Regions from separate parts of the Homo sapiens genome. Here region 1 is linked to region 2. Evidence: chromatin loops called from intact Hi-C (ENCODE). Cell type or tissue: HCT116. All regions are shown on one strand. Each heading gives the region's core, and the rest is flanking DNA. Links, peaks and the distances in the headings are about the cores only. Region 1 has its middle 93 kb from the start of LINC02182. Region 2 holds the start of LINC02182 (long intergenic non-protein coding RNA 2182).

Evidence for each region. Hi-C counts contacts between places; a loop is a spot of excess contacts. Peaks named below come from ENCODE experiments on the same cell type or tissue, not always from the same donor. Only the 100,000 strongest peaks of a DNase experiment are listed, where the experiment ranks them.
Region 1: it touches region 2 in a loop (11-fold over the local background); 2 of 110 quality-filtered maps call a loop at or near these places.

What each region holds. Positions count from the first base shown.
Region 1 is chr16:88,282,103-88,293,443 of GRCh38, forward strand. It overlaps a transcript of ZNF469 not described here. Among named protein-coding and RNA genes, the nearest start is that of LINC02182, 93 kb to the left of the region's middle. In HCT116, for the core only: a CTCF peak has its summit at 5,356 (motif pointing right); a DNase peak (open chromatin) is centred at 5,379; H3K27me3 peaks cover 1,276 bases.
Region 2 is chr16:88,188,656-88,199,996 of GRCh38, forward strand. LINC02182 (long intergenic non-protein coding RNA 2182) reads left to right here and starts at 5,626. Exons shown (of 3, transcript NR_110944.1): 1 at 5,626-5,856; 2 at 6,095-6,210; 3 at 6,412-6,562. It also overlaps a transcript of ZNF469 not described here. RefSeq lists enhancers at 5,408-5,702, 5,911-6,443. In HCT116, for the core only: CTCF peaks have their summits at 5,568 (motif pointing right) and 5,768; a DNase peak (open chromatin) is centred at 5,596.

The sequences.
Region 1 (11,341 bases), core at 1,557-9,556, 93 kb after region 2:
CATGGCAGATAAGGAAATGTAATCTCGACATTCCAGCAGTTCTTGGGATGGACCAAGGGCCAGAAACACCTTTGGGCAGGAAACACCTTCAGCCAGGCTCAAGGCATTTGGGAGACACAGCTCAGAGGGCAGTGCTGGCTCCACAGGGGTGCACCTTGTGGATGGTGGTCGGAAGGCACCTTGGGCCTGTGTTCTCACTGTGTTCCAGGGTGAAAAGTGGGGTTTATGTCAAAAGTCAGCCCTGGGTGATGAGTGGCAGCCGCCTGGTGCTGTGTTGAGAGGGACCTGGGTGTGTCTGGGTGTGGCGGGGAGGCTGAGGTCACTGTGAAACAATCATGCCCGCAGTGCCTGTTGGACCTTGCCCTGGGCCCTGGCCTTTTGACCCCCGCTGTGGAGGTAATCATCCTTCAGATGCTCACCTTGCAGAAGACACAGTGGTGACCATCTGGAGCCAACATGCACAGAGGGGAGTGTGTATAAGAGCTGGGGGATGTCGCCAGACTCCTCCACACAGCTGCAGAGACGTCGGATTGCAGACACAGCCCCTTATCTGCTCAGCCGTTAAGCAGCTTTATGCAGTGCAGAGCAGAGTCCCACAGGGAAGAGCCTCACTGTCAATTGTCAGCACGTCTCACCCGTAAAGGGTCATCCCTGTTACCAGAGCAGGAGACATCTCCTGACCTCGATGGAGTGGATGCAGCTACTCACTGCGGCTATAAAAACTCCACCCTCCTAAAGCAGCTGTCTGGGCTTGTTTCTGATTAAGGTCCACACAGGGAGTGCAGCATTCTGGGAGCGCATTACCTCCTGGCAGCCCTCAAGCTCCCAGAGCAGCCCCAGGAATCCAGAGTATCCTGACATTTAGCTTAACGGGGAGCAGGAGGACCCCAGCGATTCCCTCCGGAGTTTGGCCAATGCATTAGGTCAAGAAGTTGGCAAACCCAGGAGAAAGTCACTTTCCCATTTCTAATTATTCAAGACCCGGCTGCACAAATTGTTTATTTTAGTCGTTGACATTTATTGGAGCAAATGCTGAGTGGTGAGCAGTCGTCTAGGGGGTGGGGAGGGGACTGGGAAGGAACGTTTCTGGGGTGATGGAAACCATCTATACCTTGACAGGATTTCAGTCACCCGAGGGAACGCCTCTGTCAGAACCCATTGACTTGTACGCTTGTGATGTGCACATTTTAACTAAAAAAAAAAAAAGCAACCATAAACAAATGTTGAACTCTGGTTAACGCAGTACACCCTGAAGTGTGTTGGGGAGGTGTGTGGACACCTGCCGTTTACTTTGAAATGCATCAAAAAATAAGACGAATGAATGAACAGAGAGGGATGGAGAAGTCAATACATTTGTAATAGCAGGAAGAGTAAAACGTCAACAACTGTGAGCCTAGGCAGTGGGTCACTGGATGTGTGCTACGCCATTCTTCCAACTTTTCTGTGTGTTTGAAAATTTTCCCAATAAAATGCTGGGAAAAAATTCTAGGTGGTGGGTTGGGGGTATCTGTTACATTACTTTCTAGGCTTTTCCCTACTTTGGATATCGTTCATGATTCTCTGGGGTGTGAGGAGTTGGAGCGGATTCTTAGGGCTGGCCACTTTCCGGATGGCCCACCAAGGTAGCTCAGCTGTGAACGCGGAGGCTGGTAGACCCCGAGTCTGCCCGAGGTCTGCGGAGGCTGGTAGACCCCCAGTGTGCCCGAGGTCTGTGAAGGCTGGTAGACCCCCAGTGTGCCCAAGGTCTGCAGAGGCTGGTAGACCCCCAGTGTGTCCGGAGTGCCTGAGGTCTGTGGAGGCTGGTAGACCCCCAGTGTGCCCGAGGTCTGCGGAGGCTGGTAGACCCCCAGTGTGCCCAAGGTCTGTGGAGGCTGGTAGACCCCGAGTGTGCCCGAGGTCTGTGGAGGCTGGTAGACCCCCAGTGTGTCCGGAGTGCCTGAGGTCTGTGGAGGCTGGTAGACCCCCAGTGTGCCCGAGGTCTGCGGAGGCTGGTAGACCCCGAGTGTGCCTGAGGTCTGTGGAGGCTGGTAGACCCCCAGTGTGCCCGAGGTCTGCGGAGGCTGGTAGACCCCCAGTGACCGAGGTCAGCGGAGGCTGGTAGACCCTGAGTGCCCAAGGTCTGCTGCTGCCATTAGGTTTGAGCAATTATCTCTTGGCTCAGTTTGCTGACAGAGCCCCTGGCTAAATAAAAATGGACGCCAGGCTGGGCACAATGGCTCACGCCTATAATCCCAGCCTCCTGAAGTGGATGGTCTCTTCGACCGAGGGATCCTGGGGCATCCCAAGAAGAATGACTTGAGCCCATGAGTTTGAGACCAGCCTGAGCAACATAGCAAGACCCCATCTCTACAAAAAAATAAATACATAAAATTAGCTAGGCCTGGTGTAATCCCAGCTACTTGGGAGGCTGAGGTGGGAGGATCGCTTGAGCCCAGGAGGTCAAGGCTGTAGTGAGCTGTGATTGTACCACTGCACTCCAGCCTGGGCGACAGAGGGAGATCCCATCTCAAAAAAAAAAAAAAAAAAAAGAACAGGCTCCTGTAAAAACCAACACACAATTCACCACCACCAACACTCTGCAGGGTGGGTCCTCCCAAGGAGAGCAGCAGGTGCTAAGGGCCTTCCGTGGTGTGCGGCCTGCAGGCACACTCCGCCGTGCCCCTGGCAGCTCTGCAGGAGGGCGATGGGGCCTTGGTGAGGAGTGAGACTCAGCCTTGGCCTGAGCCGCAGGTCCCCACACATGGATTCCTGATGCTGAAAGGGGCCATCTGTCCTCTACCAGCTGGCACTCTGGGAGGCCACTGTCCCAGGCTCATGCAGGAAGAATTTTGTTTTGTGCTGATTGCACTGAGATGTTATTTCCCAACAGAGATCATCCTTGGGAGTCCAGGCAGCCGACTCTGAGCCCACAGCCGGTTCCCCTAGGGCCGGGTCTCAGGTTCCCAGGCTAGGGGGAGGCGCATTGCCCATGCCTGGCCTAACATGCCTCATACCCGTCAGCTTCAGCCCAAGAAGCCCAAGGCACACGTGCCCATGACCATCACTGACTGTGGAGTCTCAGGGCTGCTATCTGGGCCAAAGGCCCGTGTGCCCGGAGAACTGCCCCCAGAGCTGTGGTAGGCAGGCAGCATCAGCCCCGCCTCCCGCAATGGAGCTATTCTGGGTACATGAGGGTTCCTGCCAGGGCAGGTGAGGCCCTCAGGAGAGAGTTCTGAGCAGGGCCCACTGCTGAGCGGTCTCTAACCCTCGGCATCTGTGCAGGGGATCAGGCAGGTGCAGCAGCCATGGTCACCCTGGTGGACGAAGACAGGCAGCCAGGGGCTGTGGGGAGACAGTGTGGGAGGCCACACTGTCACAGCAGAATCTTCCAGGCATTGCCACAGCCAGCGTGGGCAGGGCCACAAAGAGCAGGGTCAGCCTGGTCACGAGGTGAGGCCTTTCCAGCAGCTGACACGGCACCCAGGACCCGAGGCCCACCTGTGGCCCATTTGGCACCCTCTTGCCCACAGCTGTGGTCTGTCCATGTAATGTCCTTTCAGACACGCTGGAAGCGTCGGCACGGTGGGGAGGTGCTCAGGGCCTCCGTGGGGCCGGTGGAGAGCAAGCCAGCTGGTGATGTCCCTGGGCCCTCTCTGAGTGGTGGGCAGTGAGGGGGTTGGGAGTGCCCTCTGGCAGGGGCCACCATGTTGTCTGCTGCTTCCCAGGCCACCCTCGTCACAGTGCAGTGGTGGCAAATGCTTTCCATGTGGGAGGGGCCCTCGTGCCACTTGGCCTGTGGCCACAAGAAGGCCTCAGCTACAGATGTCTTCATCCCTCCATGAGACTCCTGCTGACCCTGTGAAGGCCGCTCACTCTGGCATTGTCTGCTCAGCCCCCATCGGACCCACAGCCCGGAGCATCGCCATCTCCTTCCTTTCAGAACCACCCACCTGTGTTTTAGCCCAGGAGCCCCAGTCCCAGCCCACTCGGTGCCTCCATCGTGCCCCATTGCTGGGGATGGAGCACATTCCCCTGTTGGGAACTGCCTTTGGCTTTTGGAGTTTTTGTGCATCCTGTCCTGCCTGGGACGGATGAGTTTCTCAAAGTCACAGGTCCCTCCAGTTGTTTTCCTAAGAAGCCCCCACTCCGTTCACCACAGAGTCCTGAATGGATTCAGGCTCCTGGGCCTCAGCGGCAGCTAACTGTGCAACAAGATTGATTCGCTCCTTGGAGTCCTGGGAGAGCCACGGCCTGGCTGCTGACATCTGCCGTTATACTCAGGTGGCTGCCAGGCCTTTCTGCACCTGCCTGTCTGCTCTGAGCTCGCTGGTGCCCTCTTCTCCCTGCCCCATCCTCTCCCCATCTGAACGCCGGGTATTTACACCTTCCTGCCAATCTGCAGGAGCCAGCTCCCACATGCCATCCTCTGGCTGCTGATCTGAGCCACTTGCCATCGGGAGAGGACATGGCCCCTCACCTGGCCTGGGCCCCTGCCAGGGCTTTGTCAGTGCAGGTGGGGGAGGGAATGTGGAGGACAGGAACATTCTGCATTCAGTGCTGACAAGATGCCATCATTCAGCAGGGGCTGGCTGGGAAGAGGCTCCCAATGACTGACAGGTGAGCTGCTGTGAGCTTTAGAAGGAACAGAAAAGTACTTTCATGTTCCCAGTGCTGCGTGGCCCACAGAACAGGACAGATACTGCCCTGTGGCCCTGTCCTGGCCCCTCTCTGCCTCTGTGTCTTATAATACTGCATCCATCCAGGTCACATGAGTCCCCCTGAGGCCCTCGACTCCCAGATACTGAGCTCTGGGGAACTCGCTCAGGAGAGGAGATGTGGGTGGAGCCACATCAGGGGGAGTGTGTATGAGACCATCTGACTACAGCAGCTCAAATGAGCTTAGGAATGCCTAAGTCCCGTTTTTCTTATTCTTTTGCTTTTATTTACAGTTCTACCCTATAACTAGTGTCCCCAAACACTAGATTTTTCTTGCTTTTTAAAGCTTTTCTGAACATGGTAGGGTCCAGGCCATATGCTGTTCTGTGACTTGCTTTATTTCACCGAATCTTCAGTTTCTAAGGTGCACCTTGGTTGTTGTCCGTAGCCGATGGCCATTCATCCTCACTGCTGTATAATACACCCTTGTGTGAATGTGCCACAATTTGTCTACCCAAGTCTCCTGTCAACGGACACAGGAGTTTCCAGTGTTTTGCTGTCACAGTGAAACTGCTCTGAGCATCACAAGTCTCCTGATGTGTGGCACAAAGGTTTCTCTAGGTGCACATGTATATGGCATGTTGCATTGTAGACAGTGGTTGTGTACAACCGCACCAGCGGAGCCCAGCCACCTCCAAAAGGCTGCACCACTGCCCACTACCACTAGGGGGAGACAACAGCTCCAAGTCTCCCCACCTTGTAGCACCTGCTACCCTTGAACTTCAGTTTCTTTATCAATCCCATGCTGGCAAAACTGTAGCTCACTTTTTATCTGGTGGATCATTTTATCACAATTATAAATACACATCACTTAAAGCCTTAAAACATTGAACAGTTCTATAAGGCTTGTTATGAGAAACAACATCCCTCCCAGGTCCAGCCCCCACCCCCAGTACCCTTTCCGGTCTTCATGTTGCTATGAATGCTGGTGTGACGCTACTTCTTGAAGTTCTGTTTTAAGCATTATGCATTCACGCTCCAGGCTAGACTTCCTTCACCCTGCCGCATTAGCCTTATGGCCAGCGCTGACTTCATGGTGATCACGTAGCTGTAATTCATAACTGAGGCTTACTGAGTACTGTCATTTCCTTTTCTTTATTGCACATGTTTTTTAGAAATGATTTGAGATTTTTGTCGGTTGGTTGTGATTGGCTGGTTTGTTTGCTTGCTTTTCTGTGCACTTATTAATTCAATCCCAAACTCACTCCAGTTGTATAAATCTCCTCCCAAGACTTTCAAACACACTAGATAATTTATCCATTTCATCTTTGTGGAGAAACCTTTTTCCTCCTGCTGCTCCAATCTGGACTAGATGTTCTCCGTGCCCTGTGGTCAGTCAACATTTTGCGAGTCTCCTTTCTCCATCTTACCGGGGAGTATCTGTACCTTGCTCTTGTGTTGAATCTCCTGCTTCCTAGATCCATGCCCTTCACCTTCTTGGTTTACTCCCTTGTTTTCATGGAGCATGCCCCCAGTAGCTTTGTGAGAGAGGGAGCCAGGGAGGCACGCATGTTGAGAACTTGGATGTTTTCACATGTGTTTATTCTACTCTGTCACTCACGCTCCTTGATGGCAGGACCTACCTGTTTTTTATTTATCATATTTGCCTTTGTTCACCCCATTTTTATTGCCAAGAACATTGTCTCCTACCCATCCACCTATCCAAATCTATCAATCATCAAGGCTACACTCTATGATATTTATTGCATCACTCTCTTGACATTTATACTCATCACATTTATTCATTAATTCAGCATTCACTTGATGAACACCTGCTATGTGTGTTTGAGGAATTCACAATGAATCAAAAACAAGCTCTTCTGCCAAGAGGAATTCTAGAATGCTGGAGCTAGACGGGACCCCTGATACTGTCTCATGTAACCCCTGTTGCATAGATGGAAAGATTGAGACCTGCTTGTCCAAAAAGTATGCAGCCCAAATCTCCTGACTTCCAGGCTCTTGCTCTTCCTATGTCAAAAGCTATGTACCAGAGGGGCTTTAATATAAAAGGATGACAAATAAAAGTAAAAGCCTGTGACCAGAGTTTCACAGGAGAGAGAGAGAGAGAGCACTTGTAACAGAAGCACTAAGGGCAACAGTACCAGAAAGTCATTTAATGACAAAGAGCATAAAGCAGACACTCCATACATCCAGTGTTCTTGGTGACTCTACAGTTATAGTACAGTGGTGGTGATGATGGTGGTGGTGATGATAATGACGATGATGAGGGTGATAATGATAACAGTGATGGTGATGATGGTGGTGATGAGGGTGATGATGATGAGGATGTTGATAGTGATGAGGGTGATGATGGTAACAGTGATGGTGATGACGGTGGTGTTGAGGATGATGGTGATGGCAATGATGATGATGATGAGGGTGTTGATGATGATTAGGTTGATGATGGTGATGGTGGTGATGATGAGGGTGATGATGATGATGAAGGTGATAATGGCAACAGTGATGGTGATGATGGTGAGGGTGATGGTGATGATGATGGTGATGAGGATGATGGTGATGGCGATGATGATGATGAGGGTGTTGATGAGGGTGTTGATGAGGGTGATGATGGTGATGATGGTGATGGTGATGATCATGATGATGGTGATGATGATGATGATTATTATGACAAGGGTGATGATGATATGATGATGATGATTAAAATAACACAATTACACCGATCTGTGACTGCGAGTTATTGAGTGTTTGTTCTCTGTTAAGTAAGTACTATGCTGAGTGCTTCACCTAAATTAGCTCATTTAATCTCCCATCACCACTCCATGAGCAATGAGTGTTATTTCACTCATTTTACAAATGAAGAAGCTGAGAGAGAGAGAAATGAAGTCACTTGTGAGTGGTGGAGCTGGGATCGTTCCCAAGGTAGTCTGACTACAGAGAGAGGGTGCGTAGGAGTGAATGTGTTCCTAAGCTCTCTTGGTCTTCGTGCCTTAAGGTCCTGGTAACAGATGTTAGAAATGCAGAAACTGGCAGATGCGCATGGTAGGATTTATGGACCAGATATGCACACTTATGTCCCAAGTGTGTGTCTGTTGTATGTTTGTGGAGTGAGGAGGGAATCCCTTGCAACATTGCCTAACCAGAAAATAGCTTTCACGGGCCAAGAAGACTCAGCCTCTTATTTAGGCTGATGGACATTGTCTGGAGCCTGAGGCTGTGTCAGAGCACACAGGAGACACTCTGTCTGGGCACTACTTGGGAAAGATGTTTGTTCCCAAGTCACAACTGTGAGCCGCTCCCTCAGAGCTCAGACAGCAGCGATGGACATCGTGGGTGAGCTGTCTGTAGCTCAGTCCCTCTGAGAGCAGTGAGGCACTTAGAGTGCCGGGAGCCATGCACCGCGGCTTAGCACGCCAGCAGGAGCTAATATGTACGCTGCACCACTGTCGCGGCATCTGCCTGGCTGCAGATTTCCTGTGCAGCTGATGGACTTTCAGATGAAAGGCAAAATTTCCGGTGCCCTTGATCTCAAAGTTGTCTCTTGGACTTCTCACTTCCTCATAAGCTGCCTCCATAAAGGGACAGAAAAAGGGAGGTTTTTGGCAGAAAAGGAGTGGGTGTTGGGAGCCTTTCGAAAGTCTGTTTCCAGCATGGCAGGTGACGTCCCCTCCTTAAGCAGATCTGTTATCCCTGTCACAGTTGGGCCATGACAGTTCAGAGCCATGTTCAGGTTCACACAATTCGAGATGTTAGTCTCTTCCTTTCTGAGGCATTCCTGAAAGTTCTATCTGAGGCTCTATTCCTTTATATACAATTCTATGTAAATAAATGTTGAGAGTCTGAACAATCCTAGTACCGAGCATTCTGCATTAAGTAGAATTACCGATATTGGGTCCCATCTATTCATCCCCACCACCCCCCAACCTCAACTACAGCAGAAGCTCTGCCCAATCTGGTTCTGCCCAATTTTGTGGTCACCACAGTGGCACATGCTGGAGGTTTTCAATACATGTCTGCTGAACGAATGAGTGAATGAAGTCACATCTAGGAGGTGCCCACTTGTTCATGACCCTGATTGCAAATGACCTAGTGGACATCAGGCCACCCCCACCTTCAGGACAGCATCTTTCCAGGGATCCCTCTGCCTGCCATTCCTGTGTGGGTTTAAACCCACGTTTCCCCACAAAACCAGATCGGAGCGCGTCAGCCTTGGCCAGTGCTCTCTGCCTGATGTCCAGGGCAGCTCCTGCCACATGGGGTATCTGGGAAGTCTCGCTGAGTGACTGGATGGGCTCCAGGTGTGTGTCCGTCCGGCACCTCTGCTTCCCTCTGGGAGACACACCTGGAGCCAAGCAGGCCAAGGGATGCTAACCCACATAGATGGGGCAGTCCGGGCTCCCCACTCCCCTCTTGGCTCCTCAGACCCACCTGGACCCTGAGATTTCTCCAGAAGCACCAGTGGGCAGAAACCATGAGCTTCCTGTTCAGACTTTTCTGTAGGAGCTTGGTGTCTGCCCAGCAGGGACTCCAGGGGCTCGGCTGCTGCACATTGGTCCCCACTACACACACTTGTTTGATGCATGAAGGGCACTTGCTGAATTTTGACCAGAATCCTGAGCTATCGGACGTAGAAGCAGCTTTAGCCTCCCAGCCCACTTTCCCCTCAATAAGACGCGTTCATAAACTTCTGTCCTTCGCCAAGTCCTGCTGCCGGGGAGGCAGAACCTCGTCTCTTCGCATCGGGCAGCCATCATCTTGTTTTACAGATGAAGACACCGGGGCTCAGCACGCGGCTTGCCTGATGTCTTCCAGGTAATAAGGAACAGTCAGGAACTGGACTTGCCTCCCTAGTTAGAGACTCTCCCACTTGTGTATCCGTCTTACACCCCATGCAGACGCCCCCCTTCATAGCCCTTGACCTTGAGGGAGCCCCGTGCGGAAGCACTTCTCATGGCTGCTGGTGGTCTCGGTGAATATCAGCAGAAAGGAAATGGAGCCGCCATATTGGATCCTCCCTGCGTCTGGGTGTCCTGGGAGTGCCTTTAAGTCCTCCTGGGCCTCAGTCTCCCTTCTGGGGAGAGAAGAACCACCCAGGTCCGTCCTCCCTGGCGAGCTGATGTGGTGCCTTCAGACCCCTCTGTTTTGTGTCCTTCCTTCTAAGAAGGCAGGGCCTCTGGGGCTCAGCCTTGATGGCTGCTGGCTGCCCAGGGAAGGGGCTGGAGCCGAAGGTATGAGGCACATATTCTGTGGTAGGACAGTTTTGGGGACCGAGGCTTTGGTGTCAGGTCCCAGGAGTCTGGAGAACATGAAGTGGATCTGGATATGCGGGTCACAATTAAGGCAAGGGGGTGCCATGTGGGGCCTGGAGAATGGAGCAAAGGGGACTTCCAGAGGCAGAGGGGGAGCCAGAAGGGGCCCTGGAGTCACCTGCAGTGGGTGGGTGCTGCATAGCACTGAGCTGCCTGGTGTGCGTGGTCCCAGCAGGGGCCTTGACCAGACAGCAGCCGATGCTTGGGTCCCCAGCACCGAGGACCATGCATTTCCAACTGGGGCAGGGTGGCCCAGGTGAGCCAAGGCCACAGGAGCCGGGACATTGGGTAGCAGGGCCTGAGTGTGAGTCCCTGTTGTAAACTCGGACCAGTAATTTTGCATCTATAGGCCTCCACCCTCCCATCTATGAATTGAGACTGATAAACCCACCTCACCAGGGCCCCAGTGGGGTCCGGGGACCAACATGTGTGAAGATGCTTCACTGGAAAGCATTGTGGTGACATGTGTGACGCACGTGGGGAAGGGTCAGAAAACGGGTTGAGTGAAGCCTCGTACAGCTAAGTCGGGTGGGTGGGCTGGAATTTGGAGCTGGAATCTTCTGGGGTGATGGTGGCCAGCCAGGCCTCGGTGGCCTTGACTGGAAAAGTCTGCCCATTGTGAAGCGCCTCCTGCTCTGGGCAAACTGTGCTCATTACTTGCTCACTCGTAGGCTCTCCAGACTCTGCCCTGAGTCACTTTCCCCATATGTTAGCTGTCTCCACCCTGTGTTATCAAAAAAAAAAAAAAAAAAAAACCTCTAACAGAATTTGATTTCCATCCAGCTCACCAGGAACTTTAAATCCCCCTGTCTGGATCCTTTATCGGACACTGGTCCGCTAGACAGTCTCTCTGAGGAGCACGATCCTGACAGTTTCCACCTAAATGCCCTTGGGGAGGCCCTGGGGTCTTCCTCATCCTTCACACAGAAAGATTGAGATCAATGGCATGGCCTCTACCAGCAGCCAGAAACATAAATTTACTTCCCTTCTATTCTCCTGAACAAACTGAGGCCTGTGGATGGTGGGTGGATGGATGGATGGGTGGATGGGTGCACGAATAGATGCATGGATAGACTGATGGATGGATCAATAGGTAGACAAGTGGATGAATACATGGGTGGATGGATGGATGAATGGATGGGTAGATGGATGGATAGGTAGATGGGTGGATGAATGGATGAATGGGTAGATGGACAGGAAGATGGGTGGATGGATGGGTGGACACGTGAGTGAATGGATGGATGGGTAATTGGATGGATGGATGGATGGATGGATGGATGGATGGATGGTTAAATGAGTACATGGTGGATGAATGGATAGTTAGGTGGATGAATAATTGACTGGGTGGATGGATGGATGGATGGTTAAATCGGTACGTG
Region 2 (11,341 bases), core at 1,820-9,819:
AAACTCTCAGGGATGGCCAGTGCCACGGGTCTCCAGGCTGGGAACACGGATCCCAGTCCAGGCTAGCTGCCCCTGTAGCTCTCGGGAGCCCATTAGAAATGCAGACCCTCCCCCTGCCCAGATCCACTGCACGAGAATCTACATGTCTGTGAGATTCCGGGGGCACCTCTCTGTGGAGTTTGAGGAGCACAGCCTTAGATGCTAGTCCCCGGTGTGGGCACCATGCACCACTCCTTCTGCATTTGTGTCACTACCTGCTTCTGCACGTAGGAGGCACCTCAAATGCCATTTAGAATGGATGCTCAGTAAGCCAAATGTGGCCTCCTTTTTCCCTTTTGGAAAGGAAGGTCCTTCTTTCTCAAACCTTGTGTCTAGAATGTTCCCCAATGAGGGGAGGATGTCTCACTAAAAACACTGAAAGGACATTGCTTATACACTGGCCTTCTGTAGAGAGCCTCTGGAGCCTCGAGGAAGTGTAGCTCCTAACAGTCGGCTGCACTGACTCAATTATACCTCTGTTGGACCTTCCCAAGTGCAGAGCTGCCACTGTCACTTCTGATCGTAACAACCCAAATGCATGTCTCCAGATAGCACCAGAAGTAAGAGCTGGAGGGATAAGGATGGTAATGCTTGGGTGTTAGCCCCACAAAGGAGAAGGGGAGCAAAGGTCTGATGGGGGTATGTGATGGTTCTTCCCAACCGGGGTCTCTGATGGGGGGATGTGATGGTTCTTCCCAGCTGGGGTCTCTCATGGTCTCTCTCTGACTGGAGTTGGGGAAGGATATTTGGACACCTGGACATGCGTGTCTGCATGCCCCTGGGACGTGCTCTCTAGAAAAGCACTGGGCACGTTCATTTATCCACCATTCCACATGCACTTATTGTGCTCCTACTGTGTGCCAGGCACTAGGTTGGGTGCTGGGGAAACGCTCCTATGGGGGAATTGTTTTCTGTGCTAATTGTTGCCACAGAAAAAGGCACAGGCTGGGCACAGTGCCTCACACCTGTAATCCCAGCACTTTGGGAGGCCGAGGTGGGTGGATCACCTGAGGTCAGGAGTTGGAGACCAGCCTGGCCAACATGATGAAACTGTCTCTACTAAAAATACAAAAAATTAGCTGGGCATGGTGGCAGGCACCTGTAATCCCAAGTACTTGGGAGGCTGAAGCAGGAGAATCGCTTGAACCCAGGAGGTAGAGGTTGCAGTGAGCCGAGATTGCACCACTGCACTCCAGCCTGGGTGACAGAGTGGGACTGTGTCGGAAAGAAAAGAAAAGAAAAATGCACAGAAATTTTAACCAACCAGGAGGCAACCAGACTCTGGGGAACTTTCAAGATCCTTATCACAATTTCCCACCCCACCCACCCTGTTACTTCCTCTACTTTTCTCTCTCTTGTTGCCTTGTCTTGACCCTTTGTGCTGCAAAATGGGTACCCATACATGGGGCTGGGGGCTTTAGACCAGTGGACGGGTCTCAAGCCACACAAACAGCTAATCTGGCTACACGAGGCCAAAACCTTCTCATTTTTCTGGGCAACTTTTTTTCCTGGCCCAAAATGTTTTGATTGTTGTAAACTCACAGGAGTGGGGTAGACCATTAAGGCTAATTTCAGGCCGAATATTGTCATTTTTAGAGGAGAAAAGTGGAAACCCTTGGCACTTGCCTGGGTAGTGGCTGAACCAGAGGTGACACCTTGCTCAGTCCCAGCACAGCCCCACCATGCACCCGGCACCACACCAGGCACTCACCCTCTTAACTCATGCAACAGGACAGGTGGCGTGTTTGTGAAACTAGTGGAGGTTTGTGTTCAGGAGGTGGAGGAGGGAGGACAGGAAGGAGAGGGAGAAGAGCATGCACTGGAGAAGTAAATCCAGGGATCACACACAGCCACGTCCTCACAATGCATGCTTGAGATCAGTGTTTGTACTAAGGGCAATGGGGAGCTATTGAAGACTCCAGGCTGGAAGCAACACAGGCAAGAGTGTGTCTTAGAAGCATCTCTGTTGCATTTGGTAGGCTGAGATAGAGGCTAAGCTGAGGCTGTTGGAGAACTCAACAGAGGAGGGTGTTGGCTTGAACTAGGGAAGTATGTTGAGTAAACGGGAGTGCTGTGACCTTTTGCAGTCTTACTTTCCCACTGACTTCTATGGAGTATCAGTTTCCTGTTGCCTCTGTAACACACTGCCACAAACTGGACTTTAGAACAATAGATGTTCATCATCGCTCTTCCCAGGAGTGTCCGGAGGGAGCCAGCCCCTGCCAACACCTGGACCTTAGGACCTCTGACCTCCAGAACTGGGAGAGACTAGATGTGTGTGGTTGGAAGCCTCTAAGTCAGTGGTCATTTGTTATAGCAGTGCTAGGGGCACTAGGAAACAATTACCAGAGGCAAGAGACAAAGTCTTATTAGCTACCCTCCTCTGAAGGACAGAAAGGAAAATATGAGACCAGGAGGGTGTTGAGAGCCAAGTGGATTGAAGTGAAGGCTTGGGGCTCCTTGTGGATTTTGTTTGTGTGGGTTATTTTGTTCCCAGGAGTCTCAGGCTGTGTAGCCAAATGCAGTCTGCAGTTCTACTCTTTCCTTTCTTTGAAAGCAAACAGCCTCTTTTGGAAGAGTGAAGGGCACCCGAGGTTCCAGCTGGGGCTGGCCCAGGCCACGGAGCTCTCGGAATGCGTACAGAGCAGACAGCACCCTGCAGTTGGGTGGGTGCTGGCTTTGAGGTCTGGAGATCTAGATGCCCACAAGGTGCCCCTGGCAATTGGGGGCTGCAAAGGCATCAACCACCGCACTGGGCTGGGGCAGAGAAATTGACACGATGAGCTCGGAAAACATTTCTAATGTATTTATTTTTTGTGGTTCGGCTACAGAAGAGAATACGAAAGGGCTGAAGGGGATGAATGAACAAGAGCAGGAGAAGGACCGCCCTGAGGGCAGGAGAAAAGGGTGTGAATCGGGATAGAAGTCAGAACCCCACCAGCTTCTCGCCTGGGAACCAATTGCTGGGGCTGCTTCCTTCCTTCATTCATTCCTGCTTTCTTCACTTCTTCATTCCCTGAACATCAGACATGGTCATAGGCCCTGCTGAGAATTAAAACAGAACAATGAACAAGTCCCACTCTCAGAACGCAGGCAGAGGTGAAATGTTCGGTGGGCTATGGTGATGGCTTTGGAGATTTACTGGTAGCTTCTGTGGGGTTACTCTGGCTGGGATGGGGACCCCAGGGGCCTGCTATGGACAGAATTGTCTCCCTCTCAAATTTGTATATTGAAGTCCTAACACCCAGCGTGATGGTATTTGGAGGGGGGGACTTTGGAGGGTGATTAAGTTTAGATGAGGCCATGAAGGTGGGACCCCATGATGGGACTGGTGTCCTTACAAGGAGAGGAAGAGGCTGGAGCTCCCTCTTTCACCTTGTGAGGACACTGTGGGAAGCCACCTGGAAGTCAGGAAGGGCCCTCATCAGAAGCCAAGTCAGCCATACCTTGATCTTGGAATTCCAGCCTCCAGAACTATGAGAAACAAATTCCTCTTGTTGAAACCATGCAGCCTGAGCTGGTGGAAGCGTTCGGGGTGAGCATGGCTCCTGCAGGGAGATGGAGCAGGGACATTGTGTCAGGTCTAAGGCTGCTGGTAGAGCCTCAGCTTCCTTTCCTTGGCACTCACCAGGCCATGCTGGGAAAGAAGTCTGAGCCAGGTAGTTCGGAAAACACCCCCTTGGTAACTCTTTTGGGAAACGGAGACAGACATCAAGGTCTTGTCTACTTTGTGCAGGAAGATGACATGCGGTAATAAGGAAAAGAAAATGGGAGGTCCTCTGTCTCATGGAATTTGGGGTCACAAGTGTCTCTACAACACCTTACTGGGTCTCAACTCCCAGCTTCTCAGGAGCAAGAGACAAAGAATACAGGTCAGCAGAGCAGAGCCCGAGGGGCTGGTCCACAGTCCAAGTCACACATGATGAGGACAGTATTGAGAGTCATCACATGATGATGGCAGTGATGGTGGTAATGATGATGGTGGTGATGGTGATGATGGTGGTGATAAAGGTGATAATGGTGGTGATGATGGTGTTGATAATGGTGGTGGTGACAGTGGTGATGATCATGATGGTGATGATGGTGGTGATAGTGGTGATGACAATGATGGTAATGATGGTGATGGTGGTGGTGGTGGTGATGACAATGATGATAATGATGGTGATGACGGTGGTGGTGATGATGATGATGGTGGTGGTGATGGTGGTGATGATGGAGGTGATGGTGATGATGGTGATAGTGATGATGGTGATGATGATGAGGATGATGGTGATGGTAGTGATGGTGGTGGTGATGGTGGTGGTGGTGATGGTGGTGATGGTGGTGGTGGTGATGGTGGTGATGGTGGTGGTGATGATGGTGATGGTGGTGATGGTGGTGGTGGTGATGGTGGTGGTGATGGTGTTGATGGTGGTGGTGGTGATGGTGGTGGTGGTGATGGTGGTGATGGTGGTGGGGATGGTGGTGATGGTGGTGGGGATGGTGGTGATGGTGGTGGTGGTGATGGTGGTGGGGATGGTGGTGATGGTGGTGGTGGGGATGGTGGTGGTGGTGATGGTGGTGATGGTGGTAGTGGTGATGGTGGTGGTGGAGATGGTGGTGGTGGGGTTGGTGGTGATGGTGATGATGGTGGTGACGGTGGTGATGATAAGGATGATGATATTGATTATGAGAGTTGTCTTAGTCCATCTGGGTTGCTTTAACAAAATACCGTAAATTGGAGGCCAAGCATGGTGGCTCACACGTGTAATCCCAGCACTTCGGAAGGCTGAGGCTGGAGGATCACTTTAGGCCAGGAGTTCGAGATTAGCCTGGGCACTACACAGGAGGATCCATATCTCTACAGAACATTTTAAAATTAGCTGGGTGTGGTGGTGTGCACCTGCAGTCCCAGTTACTCAGGAGGCTGAAGTAGGAGGATAGCTTGAGCCCAGGAGGTTGAGGCTGCAGTGAGCAATGATCTCACCACTGTGCTCCAGCCTGGGTGGCAGAGCGAGACCCTGTCTCTAAAAAAACCCCAAAAAAACATAAATTAGGTGGCTTATAAACAACAGAAGTTTCTTTCTCATAGTTCTGGAGGCTGGGAAGTCCAAGATTAAGATCTCAGTAGAGACAGTGTCTGGTGAGGCCCATTTCCTCATAGATGGTTAACTTACTGCGCCCTCACATGGCGGAAGGGGCAAGGGGGCTTTCTAGGGCCTTTTATAAAGCACTCATCCCATTAATGAGGGCTCTGCTTCTTAACCTCGTCACCTCTCGAAGGCCCCACTTCCTAATCCCATCACTTTGAGGTTAAGGATTTCAACAAATGAATGTGGAGGGACACAAACACTCAGGCCTCAGCGTGGCCCGGCACCTGCAGAGTGTGGCTTGGTGCAATCACTCTTTAAGCTCCCGCCCCTGGTTACTTGGTTTATTCCCCCCTCCGCCACACAAACCTCCAAGGCTGGGCTACTGATCATCCTCTTCCTACAGACGAGAGACTGCAGGCCTGGAGATGGCACAGCCTGCTCAGGCCACACGGCCTGCAGGTGGCACTGCACTGCAGCAGCCGGGGACGGGCCTCACGTCCTCAGTGCCCCGTGATGTCATTTCAGTGTCGGAGCAGGGAGGGACCTGCTTGTTTTAGAGAAGGGGGTTCACCTGGGACACCCCTGAGCTTTGTCCCAAGCCTCAACAAGCCACTCACTTCCCACTTGGGAGTAGTTTCTCTGCACGCACCAGGCAGTGGGACCAGGGAAGAAATCGCGTCCGCTAAGTGGTGTCGTCTGCCTGCAAGACCTGCACAGCTCCCAGGCCTATGGCTTTGGGCACCAGGTGCTGGGCCGGCGTCTGGAAATGATTAATTCCCTTTGGAGAGAAAAACATCACAGCTGCGTGGCCCTTCCCGGTCCTGGGCGTGGGGCGGGAGGCAGCCGTGCCCGGGATTTCGCGCTGCCCCCGGCGTCTCCTTCCCCGTGCTTTTGTGACTTGATCAGGGTAGATTTATTTTCCGATCCACTGGTTTGTCAACATGTCAATTGACTTGCCTCCATCTGCTTTTTCCCCATGCCAGGACGGTGCCGGCTGAAAGGGAAGTGTCAGCTGTTCTTCTGTCTTTAAAAGGCAGCAAAGAAAAAAGCGCAGGGTTGGGTTTCGTAACGTCAGAGGAGGCCAAGGACACAGCATGGAGTGAGTTACCCGGGCGGGGAGGGAATCGGTGGGGCTGGTCCACGTCGCTGTCCCAGGGAACGGTATTTCTCTCTTTCTTCAGCCCTCATGCGTGTTGCTGGGCTGTGGACACTGGACGAGTTCGGAGAACTCTGGGCCACGTAGGCCCCAGAGGTGCAGGCTGATGGATGGGCTTGTCTTTCTCCCCTTGTCGCCTTTCAGATCTGACGGGAAACGCATGTGGGCGAGGAGGTGATGGGCTTCAAGGCGCGGCTCTCTGGTCGCAAGCCGCCTGTTCTCAGAATACAGCTGGCTGTGTTGTAATCGCACGCTGATCTCACAATAAATAACGTGTGCATGGAACGTGCCTTCAGATGAGCGTGAATTTTTACAGTGTGCACAAACAAAATCCCCCAGCCTGGAGAGCTAAAAGCAGGAGGCGGCCCAGGGGGTGACAGGGCCTGCCTTTCTGGACATGCATGACCTGCAGCCTCTGCACCGGGACTGTGCTGCTAATTATAGCTGTGTTCGTGGGCCCCGCTGGGTGGTTTTGCGAAAATCCATGATTCAGTTCACACTGATAATCTGCTCTGAGGCTGTGGGTGAGGGAGGATTTTCTGGGGGAACAGAAGGTGATCTGAGGGCTGGAGGGGAAGTGGGTTTTAGCTGGGGCTGTCGGCTGATCCTGGCCAAGAGACAAGGTTGCAGAGTTGATTCTGAAAGTTGGACGTGTCTTGGGGTGAGAGTCTCTCTGTCATATCGTCAGACTCAGCATGAAGGTGGTAACAGTCCTCGAGAGGGCATGGGCCCAGCTAACAATGGCAGATGGACGTTTGAAGAAAAGGGGGAAGAGGGCTCTTGCTCTGAGACCTCGGGGTGTCCCGAGATGCAAAGGAGAACAGAGCCCAGAGCGTCAGGAAAGGTCCCATGAGTCTCTCATTGGTCCCCCACCCTGAGCTGTCTCCAGGGAAATCTCTTCTGGAGTAATTTATATTCCATGTCAACTGGTCAGGACAGCCTCTGTGGGTTTGGGAAGGTAGGAGGGAGCTCCAGAGACAACACCGAGCAGGACTTGATGCCCAGACACTTGCTCCCAAGATGATTAACTTGGGAAACTGGAATTATTCTGCCCAGAGGAGGCTGCGTCGTGATCCACAGACATCTGATATCTCAGGCCACATCAGTAATGTTCTGTTTTTCCTGGAGACCTGTGCTCTGACTTATCCATCTGCATTTGGACATTGGAGTCTGTGAGGCCAGCCCTCGCCTTTCTGTGTGTAGGTGGCGAAACTGAGGCCTAGAGAGAGGCATGGCTTGCCCGAAGTGGTGCTGATGGCGTGAAGTTGCTCTTAGAAGTGGAGTACCTGTCGGGACAGCATCTACCTTTGTGGACCACCAGGCTAGCAGGCCTGGCCCAGAACAAGACCTGCAGCCTGTGCCAAGGAGAGAGGTGGCCTGGGTCAGGTCAGGTGCAAAAGCTGGCTCTGAATGACGTCTATGATTCTCATGAGGGCAAGGATCCCAGCCTAGTTCAGCAAAGCCATCGGGGGGAAATTTGGGTTTGAGCAGTCATGGGAGGAGTCTGATAATATGACAGAGGTACCCCCACCTCAAGACATGTCCAACGTTCAGAATGAACTCTGCAACCTTGTCCCTTGGCCAGGAGTGGCCGACAGCCCCAACTAAAACCCACTTCCCCTCCAGCCACTCCATTGAGTTTGGTGGAGTGGTGTCCACCCAGGAGTGACCACCAAAAATAGCTGGAAAGAAGCAATAAGGGAACAGGGCCTACAGGTTGGCTGCTGTGGGCCACTCACTGACAGGCCCCTTGCTCTGCCCAAATTGTCTTGGTAGCCCTTTAGTCAGGTGATATCACCCCTTCATCACAGATAGGAAAGTGAGGCTCAGAGCTCCACCAACTGCTCAAGGCCACACAGCCAGGCCACACAGAGCAGGAGCCGGAGACTGAGCACTGTTTTGTCCGATGCCAAAGCTCTTTCTGAGAGTGCACACACCTCCATGAGCCCTGTGGGCTCCTCCTGCTCTTTGGGGCATGAGGAGCGCTGCTTATGCCCTTAGGGAGATGCCTTGGGAGGGGTGACTTGCTCTTGAAAAGCAGCCACCTCTCACCTGGGTCATGTCTGAGCTGGGCTCCCCAGAGCATGACTGTCTTGTTCAGCGGCTGGAATTCGTCCATCAGTGTTGGTCACTGACCGTTTTCAGGGATGCTTCTGGCTGGCGCTCACTTCCCTATAGATCTAATCTTGGACTTCATCACCGAGGCCATCACACCTAGGAAGCTGGCTGTCCCTACCCTTCTAGCCTTCGGATAAAGCTGTACTTGCAGGGGAAGCTGCCCCTTTGGCCTCCGAGTGGAGCAAAGACGTCAGGAAGCACAGGTGCAAAGGAAGAAGCCAGTGGCACGGACCATGGCTCACCGCGGGATCCTGCCTCTTTGTACAGACACAGAGGAGGGCTTTGGCCACTAGAGCAGGAGCGAGCAGGGGCAGCTTCTTCATGCTAAGTCCCCCACTAGTCTAGATTCTTAATATTTCTATTCTCAGTGCTGGATACATAGAAGGTACACAGTTAATGTTTATCCCACAGGATTAAATGCCCACAGGAAAGCAGATGTCTTTCCCAAGGGAATGTGGGCCAAGGAATTGGGATGGCACGATCAGTTTGCATTTGGGAGAAAGCCCTTGCCCATTGTATTAGTCATCCACTGCTGCATAACAAACTACCCCCAACTCAGCAGCTGCTGCCTCAACACTTACCCTCCCCATGGTTCCTGGGGCCCAGAGTCTGACAGCCACCCAGTACGATGGTGTGGGCCTTGTGGTCCTGCAGTCACAGCGTCCGTGGGGCTGCCATCATTCGCAGGCCCCCCCAGGGCCGGAAGGTCCACTTCTACGTTTGCACCTGGAGAGTGTGTGCTGGCTGCTGGTGGGAGGCCGTGGGCATCTGCCATGCGGGCTTCTCCATGGGCTGCCTGTGTGTCCTCACAGCATGGCAACCAGCTCCCCAGGGACCAGTGATCCCAGCAGAGCAAGGCAGGCCTGCGTGTCTTTTGACTTCATCTTGGCAGCTGCACGCTAGTGTGCCCACAACCCTCTACTCATTAGAAGCATGTCCCTGAGTCCAGCCCACACTCAAGAAGGGAGCTTTTGAGGGAGGAGTGTCAGAGTTTGGGGGTGTATTTTAAAACCACCACACCCATCACAGCTACAGAAATCTCATTTGCTCATTCAAAAACTGTCTCCTGAGTACCTGCTGTGTGCCCAGCCCTGGGGCTGAGGACAGAGCCCTTTCCTGCCATCATGGAGCCTGCATTGCACGGGGTGAGATGCGTGACAGAAGGACGTATCCCACATCACGTGCACTGAAGACAAAGCTGTGAAAGGATGGAGTGTGGGGAGGGGCTTCTGTCTCAGATGTGGAGGTCAGGGACGTCCTCCCCAGCGGGGGACTTTGGAGCAGGGGCCTGAGGGACGTGGGAAGCCCGGCAGACCCCTCATTACATGTGTTAAAGCCTCCTCCGGTGGGGGGCTGGGCAGAGGCTATTGCAGTTGTCCAAACTTCCTGCAATGGCAGAACATTCTAGATCTGCACTGTCCAGTAAGGTGGCCATGAGTCACACGTGACTGTCGAGCTCTGGAAATGCAGCTGGTGCAGCTAAGGAGCTGAATTTTAAATTGTATTTAATTCTTGTCACTTTAAATGTAAATGTCTACCCATGGCTAGCAGTGACAGGGCAGGCCCACCTGGCCTTGGCGAAGCAGGTGAGTGCTGGAGTGTGTACTTTGAGGCTGACGGGTTTCTTGATGGATGGGTGGCGAGCAGAATGGGTTTTTAGCTGGCCAGGCCTTGGAGTTGTGAAACCTGGGCTTTGTTTCGTGGTGGTTCTGTGGTCTTGGACAGAGCTCACAACCTCACCAACTCCCTGTTTATTAAAAAGAGAGCGATGGCTCTGCTGGTCACGCCGGGACGTTGCAAGGCACAAATGCAGCAGACGTGAGCCTGTGTGTGGCTCACATTGGGTCAGCGTTAGCCCCGCAAGCCACCCGAGGCGAGGGCCCCTGGCAACTCCAGGGCGGCTGCTTGACAAGACGCTGCTGCCGCCTCATGTTCTCTGTTAGCTGGCTTGGGGTCTTCTGGGCTCTGCAGGCCGTGTTTGAGGTGGGTTGTGACCCAGTGCTCCAGTCTGACCCTCGACCCTCCCCCAAATGCCACCAGGGTTCCCATTCCACCGTGACCTGGCAGGAGATGTCAGACCGCAGCTGAGGGCCCTGCTGGTTTCCTACGAGGAGGCTGCAGATGGGAATGAGGACCTCACGGTCAAGGGCATGGGCACCGCCCACCTGGCAGATGACACATTTGTGAGTGGGTCCCCAGAGGTCTGCCCTGGCACCCGACAACCCCAGGAGGCAGGAACAGGTTAGAGCCAACTGTGGAGCTCATCAGAGAGGTGACTTTCAGTACCAAAAGGGTGTTTTCCAAGGGAAATCCTGCCACACAGGGCAAATGAGAGCAGGTCAGGGCTCACCAGTCACTGCAGAATCCGCCGGCCCACATGTCCCTGGTCTTCAGGGGTGGGAGCAGCCAGCGGGAAGGAATCCACCTGCCCCCATGGCCTGTGGATCTGAGGACTCTGCTCCCACCTCCTGTGCCAACCATTGTTTGATGAAGGTGCCCTTGCTCCCAGCCCGCTCTCCTCTGACATTCTTTGGTGAACATCCCATCTCCTTTTCTCCAGAACCAGCCGGCTCGGACCACCCACATATTTTACAGTTACTGGGCTTCTATGTTCCACAGAGGGTGCTTGGCTGTGGGGACTGGGGAGGGGACAGAGCCTCAGGCCAGGTGCAGGGAGGACAGTGCTGGCCATAGGGCTGGGGCAGCCTCAGGTCACACCACCATTCCAGCACTCTCTGTGTGGCTCCAGGGACTCAGCGTCCCCACCTGGGAGTCAGGATGGGGGCTCAGGCAGAGGCGCTGGTTTGTTGTCCCACAGATCAAGCCTCTCTGAGTCCTCGGCTGTCTTGGTGGAGACTCCAAAGGTGAGGCCGGACTGCATGTCCCATGACCCTTCTCTACCAGGCAGGGCCGAGGACCCCGCAGCAAGGGCCCTTCATGCCGGGCTCACCACCCT